2 separate regions of the Homo sapiens genome follow, and region 1 is linked to region 2. A link is a contact called in ENCODE Hi-C or POLR2A ChIA-PET data. All regions are on one chromosome and are shown on one strand. Each heading gives the region's core, a stretch centred on a gene start or an enhancer-like site at or near the end of the contact. The rest is flanking DNA. Distances are from core to core; before and after follow the strand shown.

Region 1 (4,481 bases), core at 1,427-3,926, 1.2 Mb after region 2:
CTAAAAATAGTGTTATAGGCTGGACTGTGTCCCCTTCCTGTGCCCCGCCGCCATGCATATATGGACGCCTAGTACCTCAGAATGTGACTGTATTTGGAAACAGGGCCTTTGAAGAAGTAATTAAGTTAAAATGAGGTCATTAGGGTGGGCAGTAATACAGTATAACTGGTGTCCTTATAAGAAGAGATTAGGACACAGATGCACACAGAGGGAAGACCATATGAACACAGAGGGAGAAGACAGCCACCTGCAAGCCACAGAGAGAGCCCTTCAAAGAAACCAACCCTGCAGACAATTTGATCTCAGGTTTCTGGCCTCCAGAATTGTGAGAAAATAAATTTCTGTTGTTTAAGTCACCCAGTCTGTGGTATTTTGTTATGGCGGCGAAGCTAACGAACACAAACAGAAGGCTGATTTCACTTAATAATCATCTCAGAAGGCAGAGATTGCTTCAAACTATTGCATAAACAAGGCTGGTTTGTGAACCAAAGGACATGAGCCCCAAACCTGGAGTCGCAGAGGCAGCATGACAGCACAGACAGCACAGCTTCTGGTGTCAGGCATTCCTGCACTCAAAGTCTCAAAGAACCTTCCTCCCTAGCCTTCCACCTGAGTTACTTTAGACAAGGCAGCTGTTATTTTATTTAACAAATATATGTATACAGTGCTTACTATGTGCCAGATAATAGTCTATGCACTGTACAAATACTAAGTAATCTAATCCTCATTATAACCCTGTGATAGATACACTGAAGAGCCACAGTCCCTTATTCAAACCCTTGTTTGGAACCAGCAGTGCTTGGCATGTCAGAACTTGGGGATTTGAGAAAGATATACAGTATATGTACCATAGGCTTTATAACACCTCATGGCATCTGCAACAGCATCCTGTTATGAAACATACTAATGGTTCTAGTTTCTGTAGTGACACATATATATGTTGCATAAGTAAAGACTGTAAGTATCCTTGCGTCAACTCAAGATACAAGGATACTTTTAGTCAATGTGCTTGTTTCAGGTCAGGTTTTGCTGCCAAATGAATTATAAATCCATTTTTTCATATTTTGGAGCTTTTAACGTTTCAAAATTGTGGGCCTGTGTTATCCCCATCTTACAGATGAAGAAACTGAGGCACAAGGAGGTTAAACAACTTACCCACATTCATTAGCTCATGGGAGGTGGGACTGGGCCACCAACCCCCCGGGTTTTGCAGCCTTGCCGTGAGGACCCAATACAAGGTAGACTTCTGGGTTGAATTTTGTCCTCCAGAATTCATATGTTGAGGTCTTAACCTTAGTACCTCAGAATAGAACCTTATATGGAAATAGAGTCATTTGAAATATAATTAGTTAAGATGAAGTCATTAGGGTGGACCCTAATCCCAAGTGACTGGTGTCCTTATAACAAGGAGAAATTTGGGCGCAGAGGCAGGCATGCACACAGGGAGAGCACCATGTGAAGATGAAGGCGGAGCTCAGGGTGACACTTCTACAAGCTCAACAATACCAAAGGTTGTTAGCAAACTGCTAGAAGCTGGGAGGGAGGGGCATGGAACAGATCCTTCCCTGCCAGCCCTCAGAAGGAGCCAACCCTGCCGACACCTTGATCTTGAATATGTGAGACAATACATTTCTGTTGTTTAAGCCACACAGTTTGCAGTGCTTTGTTACAGCAGCCCTGGCAAACCATTACATGATCCTTACCCAGTGCTGGATTCTGAGTGGGAGATCAATAAGTGGTAGCTAGTCATACTTACTATCAGTATGACTGAGGCCTCAGACTGTTCATTGAAACATAAAGTCAGTAAATTATTTCTAAGACCTCTTTCAAGTTCTGGGTCTAATTTTTTATGTTTATAACATGAAGATAATTCAACTTCACTTGTACCCCCAATGGCCTGGCTCTTATAGCATTTCTTTGCTGTTTTAAAAATGGGAGCCAACCCAAATGTCCATCAATGATAGAGTGTATAAAGAAAATGTGGCCCATATACACCATGGAATACTATACAGCCATAAAAAAGAATGAGTTCATGTTCTTTGCAGGGACATGGATGAAGCTGGAAACCATCATTCTCAACAAACTAACACAGGAACAGAAAACCAAACATCGCATGTTTTCACTCATAAGTGGGAGCTGAACCATGAGAACACATGGACACAGGGCAGGGAACATCACACACTGGGGCCTGTCAGGGGGTGGGGGACAAGGGGAGGGAGGGCATTAGGACCAGTACCTAATACGTGTGGGACTTACAATCTAGATGACGGGTTAATGGGTGCAGCAAACCACCATGGCACATGTATACCTATGTAACGAATCTGCACGTTCTGCACATGTATCCCAGAACTTAAAGTAAAATTTAAAAACAACAACAACAAAAAAAAGATGGGCTAAGCTGGACACAGTGGCACACACCTGTACTCCCAGCTACTTGGGAGGGTGAAGTGGAAGGATCCCTTCATCCCAGAAGTTTGAGACCAGCTTGGGCAACATAGCAAGACTCTGAACAATAGATGGGCTAATGTAAATGTGGTCTTAGAAAGCAAAACAACAAGCCAGGTTCAGTGGCACATACCTGTAGTCCCAGCTATTCAGGAGGCTGAGGCAAGAGGACTGCTTGAGCCTAGGAGCTCAAGGCTGCAGTGAGCTATGATCAAGCCACTGCACTCTAACCTGGGCAACAGAGCAGTACGCCATCTGTAAAGAAAAATGCAAAACAAAACAAAGAACATTAAAACCGAAACCATGTGGGCCCTAATTTGCCTGCTGATGTTTCTGCTTGCATTGTGAATTCACTCAGTCCTTGGCTTTTCTGAGTCTCTTCTGCTTGTGTCTTCAGGCCTGTGGAGTTAAAACCAGTGTGTTCAGGCTACAGATTCTGCAAAGGAAAGCAGAAATCTAAGTTAGAGGCTCTTTTCTGTGAGTTAAGAGTGTGTTGCTAGAACCCTATTTAGGCTTGGAACATTTTGATTCTTCATGTGGAAATTTGTCCCAAAATTGCCACTTCACTGAGGAGATAAAAGCTGCTTTAAGAGAGCAGCTTGAATACTTTTTCTGTTCATAGGACAAGGCATGGTTGGGCCCAGTCTAGGGAAAGAGGTAAAATGATAAAAAGTGTTTTTTTGAGATTTAGTGACAGGAATGCCCATTGTCAAGCTAGCTTGGAGCTTTAAGCCTCTGCCCTTAACACTCTACCACATCAATTCAGAAAAGGATTTGCTATGGGTGGGGTGTGGCCCCAAACTCTCATCTGTGGAAACAGGACCTCAATGACTTTGTGTGTTCAAAGAATGGACTTTGGGTTTCCTTCCAGCATCTGATTGTGGCATGTAGTAGTGGTTCTTGGGGCTGCCTCTCTGACTCCCTGTCAGTCCCTCAGCCTTTGTCCAGGAAGCGGCTCCCAGCTTCTTTCCTGGAAGCACTTTTGCACCAAGTCAAGGGGCCTCTCTCATCTCCCCGCAGCCCAAGCCCCTCCCAGAGCCAGGGGTGGTTTTAGCATTTGCTTACGGTTTTTCATCTTTGCTCCTTGTTCCTGGATACCCTCTCCTAATTTTAGAAGTGTGTCTTCTCCTATCAGTGGATGCAGCCCAGTGGAATTCCGTGGGGATACAAAAATAGTTGCAGGATGGGGAGTATCACTTTTTGGTTGGTGTTTCTATGCAATAACAAATGAGAAATTTAAATAAGCAAAAAAAACCTGCCTAATCAATTGAACTGCTGGGGAGTAGAGATCACATATTGCTCATTTTTGAATCCCAGGTGCTTGGCACAAAGTACGTGCTCAGCACATTATTTGTTGAATGAATCCATCTTAGTTTTCTTCCTTCTTCAGAGAGGTGCTCTGACATGCATTAAGTTTAAACGTGGTTGCACAAACAAAGTTGGAAGATGTTTCTGCTTCATAATAGCTGTCATGAGTCATGTCCAATAAAAACGTCCTGGGATCAGGAGGAAAAGGACACACAGTCCAGATCCAGCTCAGCCATCACCCAGGCAGCCCCAGGGTCTTCAGCCTCCCTGTGCCTCGGTGTCCTCCACTGCAACAAGAAGGTCATAATTTCTGTTCTGCCTCCCTCACAGCTGGTTATGAGAATGTGGCAAGAACAGACATGAAGAGATCATACTGGAGGTCCTACTTTTATTGTCATTATTATTACTACATGTAATTGTAGAGTTGAAGTGCTCATAATTATTTTTTACTACCTCAATCTCTTTTCTTCTCCATGAGCCTTCAAGGACCAAAGCCAGGTTTACCTCCTACCTCAGCTGAAGAAATGTCCATCCTGGTGAGGACTTCTTGCAGCTCGACCATCTGCTTGCTCAGCAAACATTTTCTGCATCACAGGTGGAGACTGAAAAGTTAAGTTGTGGAAGACTAGCTAAAAAACAGTTGTTTGCTGACACAGTTCCTGTGCTTGAAGCTACTCAGAGCAGAAACAGTAGGGTCTTCTCACCCAGAGACTATGCTCCCCAACAGA
Region 2 (4,074 bases), core at 1,470-3,969:
CTATGAAAACCTACAGGTTATTGGTGAGAGACTGAATGTTTTCTCCCTAATAAGTGTCAGTGAGTAGCCAGGTATGATGGTTGGGGGGGGCCTGTAATCCCAGCTACTCGGGAGGCTGAGGCAGGAGAATTGCTTGAACCCAGGAGGTGGAGGTTGCAGTGAGCTGAGATTGTGCCACTGCACTCCAGCCTGGGCAACAAGGGCGAAACTCCATCTAAAAAAAAAAAGAAAAATAAAAAGTGAGTGTCAATAAGAAGTTTGGGAAAGAAGTTTTGTTTTGAACTTGTTGAGTTTGGGGCCTAATATGACACTGACAATTGAACTGAGGATGAATATAGTTATCTGGGTCTGGAGCACAGAACAGAGTTGTTAAAACATAGAGCATATTAAGGGTATTTTAACAAGTCCGTATTTTATTTATTTATTTATTTTGAGGTGGAGTTTCACTCTTGTTGCCCAGGCTGGAATGCAGTGGCACGATCTTGGCTCACTGCAACCTCCACCTCCCAGGTTCAAGAATTCTCCTGCCTCAGCCTCCCAAGTAGCTGGATTACAGGTGTCCACCACCACACCTGGCTAATTTTTTGTATTTTTAAGTAGAGACAGGGTTTCACCATGTTGGCCAAGCTGGTCTCGAACTCCTGACCTCAGGTGATCCACCTGCCTTGGCCTGTCAAAGTGCTGGGATTACAGGTGTGAGCCACCGCACCTGGCCAACAAGTCTGTATTTTTAAACAAGTGCTCCAAGGAAGAGTAAGATGAGAAAAGGATTAGGAATAGAAATACTGAAGAAATCCAACACTTAAAGCTCCTGAAGGCCAGACATAGGAAAAGGAGCTAGCAAAGGCAACCAAGAGCAATCACAGAGATAAAAAGACAACTTTTTGGTGCATTTTAAGGAAAATCCAGTTTCAACAAAGAGGGATGGGTCAATAGAGTCAGAAGCTAAAGAAGAAAGAATATCAGGATCCTATATTGTGTGCATGCCAACATTCTTAGCCATTAAGCACAGGTGACCACTAGAATTTATTTATTTATTTGTTTATTTTGAGATGGAGTTTCGCTGTTGTCACCCAGGCTGGTGTGCAATGGCATGATCTTGGCTCCCTGCAACCTCCACCTCCCGGGTTCAAGCGATTCTCCTGCCTCAGCCTCCCGAGTAGCTGGGATTATAGGCGCATGCCACCACGCCTGGCTAATTTTTGTATTTTTAGTAGAGACAGGTTTCATGATGTTGGCCAGCCTGTTCTGGAACTCTGACCTCAGGTAATCCACCCGCCTAGGCCTCCCAAAGTGCTGGGATTACAGGTGTGAGCCACCACGCCCAGCCTAGAATATATTTAAACTAAGCATTGTTTAAGATAGATGGGACTTAGCCAATCCTTAATGCCAGTATATCACATCACATTCCACTCCATTAGGGGTGGATGTTTATGTAAGTTGAGGTTCTCCTATTGGTTACTGCACTCTTCTTTAGATTGTGCATACAGACCTACCCAGAGAAGCCAGTATCCATGGCTTTGGAGAGTTCAAATATTCAATTTTCCGTTCAAAAAAAGGTAAGCGAAATACTTAAGTCTCAGGCCCACTAGGACCTTAAGCCTTTCGTTTTTGTAAATATTTCACTAATAAACTGTCTACACTTTCCCAGATTGGGCAGGCCTTACATTCTATATATACTGAGAGGCACATTATCTCACTAAGCCTCAATTTCCTCATTTGTAAAAAGGATAAGAACATCAATCCTACCTTACTACTTTCACGGGATTGGTTAAAGTTAGCTTTTAAAGTATTTTCTCACTCTGGCTCCTTAATACCCTAGCTACAGTCTGACACAAGAATGACTGCAGCAAAATGTTGGCTGTATTATAATAAAAATATTTGTGGAAAGGCTTTGTTAGCTGGAAGCCATCTCAAGTATTATTCTTTATACCCCAATCTCGATTTAGGCCTCTAGGTAACCAAATTCAAAGTAACACCTCATCATCATGATGGTTGCCAAGGGGTAGGTGGAGGGACTGCAGCCCCTTCCCCACAAACAATTCCAATAAAAACACTGTTGTGCAAACAGAGCTTCACGACCAGTTCCCTGGGCCAGCTGCTCACCAGATTACCACTCCCAAACTCCCTTTTCTTTGGAAATACTGCACCTGCTGTATTTGTGGGGAGCTGTATAACTTTTGAAGTATCTAAGTGATCAGTTCCTACAATGACATCCTTGAGATATGGCCACGGAACTTTCCAAAGCAGCCTTGGCCTCCTTCATGTCCAGCAACCTGAGATAAGGCCACGCCACCGGCTAAGAGTTCCGCCAGGGGCCCAGCTCTCAGGAGGCCTCTTCGGTGCCGCCAGCCTCCCGAAGTCATCCAAGGTAGCAGGCAAATCCGGCAGCAGCAAACTAGCTCGGATTCGGCTTCGGTTTTTCTCCTGGCCGGCGCCACAGGCCCCTCCTCCGGGGCGGGCTCCTCGGTGCGAGGGCAGGAGGGGCGGAGCCGGTGGATGCCGCGGGCTCCTCCTCCCAAGGGCGGGCCGCGGGAGACCCGGCCGGCTTTGCCGGCGGGGACCGGGCTGGGGGCGGGGCCGGGCGCCGCGAGCCCCTCCTCTCGAGGGCCGGCCGGTTTGGCGGCGGCTGCGGAGGGTATCTGAGGCTCGGCTGCCAAGCCGAACGGGCTCTGGCTCCTCCCAGTGGCCGGCCGGGGCGGAAGCAGGAGGCGGGGGCAGCGTGCGCGCTGCTGGTCTTCTCTCCCGCGGCGCTGGGGCCCGCGCTCCGCTGCTGTTGCTCCATTCGGCGCTTTTCTGGCGGCTGGCTCCTCTCCGCTGCCGGCTGCTCCTCGACCAGGCCTCCTTCTCAACCTCAGCCCGCGGCGCCGACCCTTCCGGCACCCTCCCGCCCCGTCTCGTACTGTCGCCGTCACCGCCGCGGCTCCGGCCCTGGCCCCGATGGCTCTGTGCAACGGAGACTCCAAGGTCAGCGTGGGGGTCCCTGCAGCACCGCATCCCGGCGGAGGCGAGGCTCCCGGACCGGGGAGCCACCCCGCGAGGCCCTTCCCCACCCCCTTCCCCCAGCCCGTCCGCGCAGCCCTGCGCCCCGGGCAGCCACGCGTCGTAGAGTCCCTGGTCGGGGCCTGTGGCATGTTTTATCTCGGGAGCGGCGATGCTTTGTTGATCTTGTCTGCGTGTCGAGGTCCGGGCGTCGGGGAGGGCATCAGCTCCCCGCGGCCGCGTCGCTGGCCCCCGCCTCCCCCGCGCCGCTGTGGGGCGCAGAGCCCGCGAGCGCGGCGCGAGGGTGGGGGTAGGGCGGCGAGCGGGCTTGTGTGTCTGCGTGTCGGGGTGGGGGCTTCCTCGGCTCCCACCCCGTCCCTCTGGGAGGCTGGGGGCCCGTTGTGGCGATCCCGGGGCCCGCCGAAGGCAGGGCAGGGTCGGGGCCTCCTGTGCGGCGTTGGAGCTGGGCCGGCCTCTGGTCTTCCCGCCACCCCGTTTCCCGCCTGCCCTCGGCGAGGCCCGCTCCATTCCCCCCGCCAGCCTTGGGCTCCGCGGCGGTTAGGCCGGTTCTGGACGAACCCCTCGGAGCTGCACTGTCTTCCCCCTCCCCCAACGCCCCTGCAGGCCCGCGTGAGGGCTGGTGGCCCCAGGGTCGCGCACTCCGTTCTCCCTCCCCGCTTCCTTCTCAGAGAGGAAAGGGTGTGTGTCCAGGTCCCGCCCCCGTCCAGCTTGCTCCCTGTCGAGCTTGCTGGTTTGCGGGGTAACCCGCTTCCCCGCCTTTGGGGTCCCTCCCCGGGACGCGAGCCGTGCCAGCTCGCCCGAGGCCTGGGCAGTCCGGAGTTCCGGAGTGCTGGAAAAGTTGCCGCCTTGACGTACCCGGCGGGGAGAGCACGTTTGACCGCTGCTGCTCATCTCTCCTCCAACTCACTTTTCTTAGACCGTTCCTCTTACTTTCGTCCCGCTTTTGAATTGGGCACCTTCGCTTTCACCTCTGTATTAAAATTTTCATTGGCCTGGAGTTCTTTCTGACCTTCACTAAGTCAGTTTTGCCAGCGGGAAACCGTGCAGTTTTGAATTGCGATTTACTTCATT

What was found. Hi-C counts contacts between places; a loop is a spot of excess contacts on that map. ChIA-PET counts read pairs that join two places held with the same protein, here RNA polymerase II (POLR2A). Pooled maps may share reads with other maps.
Region 1: a loop to region 2 is called in a pooled map, with 4 times the contacts of the local background. The contact joins the enhancer-like site here to the promoter of GMPS in region 2. A Hi-C loop is called at or near these places in 6 of 50 pooled maps. POLR2A ChIA-PET finds 5 or more read pairs at or near these places in 2 of 52 experiments (Caco-2 and activated CD4-positive, alpha-beta T cell).

What each region holds. Positions count from the first base shown.
Region 1 is chr3:157,100,780-157,105,260 of GRCh38, forward strand. It overlaps LINC00880 (long intergenic non-protein coding RNA 880), which reads right to left. Exons shown (of 4, transcript NR_034007.1): 2 at 2,579-2,700; 3 at 1,156-1,313. LINC00881 (long intergenic non-protein coding RNA 881) reads left to right here. Exons shown (of 3, transcript NR_034008.1): 3 at 1-356. Among named protein-coding and RNA genes, the nearest start is that of LINC00881, 13 kb to the left of the region's middle. Within about 2 kb of position 2,677, at least 5 of the 41 ENCODE cell types and tissues checked have a DNase peak (open chromatin) inside an H3K27ac peak, as active enhancers do.
Region 2 is chr3:155,867,931-155,872,004 of GRCh38, forward strand. GMPS (guanine monophosphate synthase) reads left to right here and starts at 2,720. Exons shown (of 16, transcript NM_003875.3): 1 at 2,720-2,967. The coding sequence starts at 2,941. RefSeq lists enhancers at 2,165-2,214, 2,754-3,513 and a silencer at 2,355-3,574.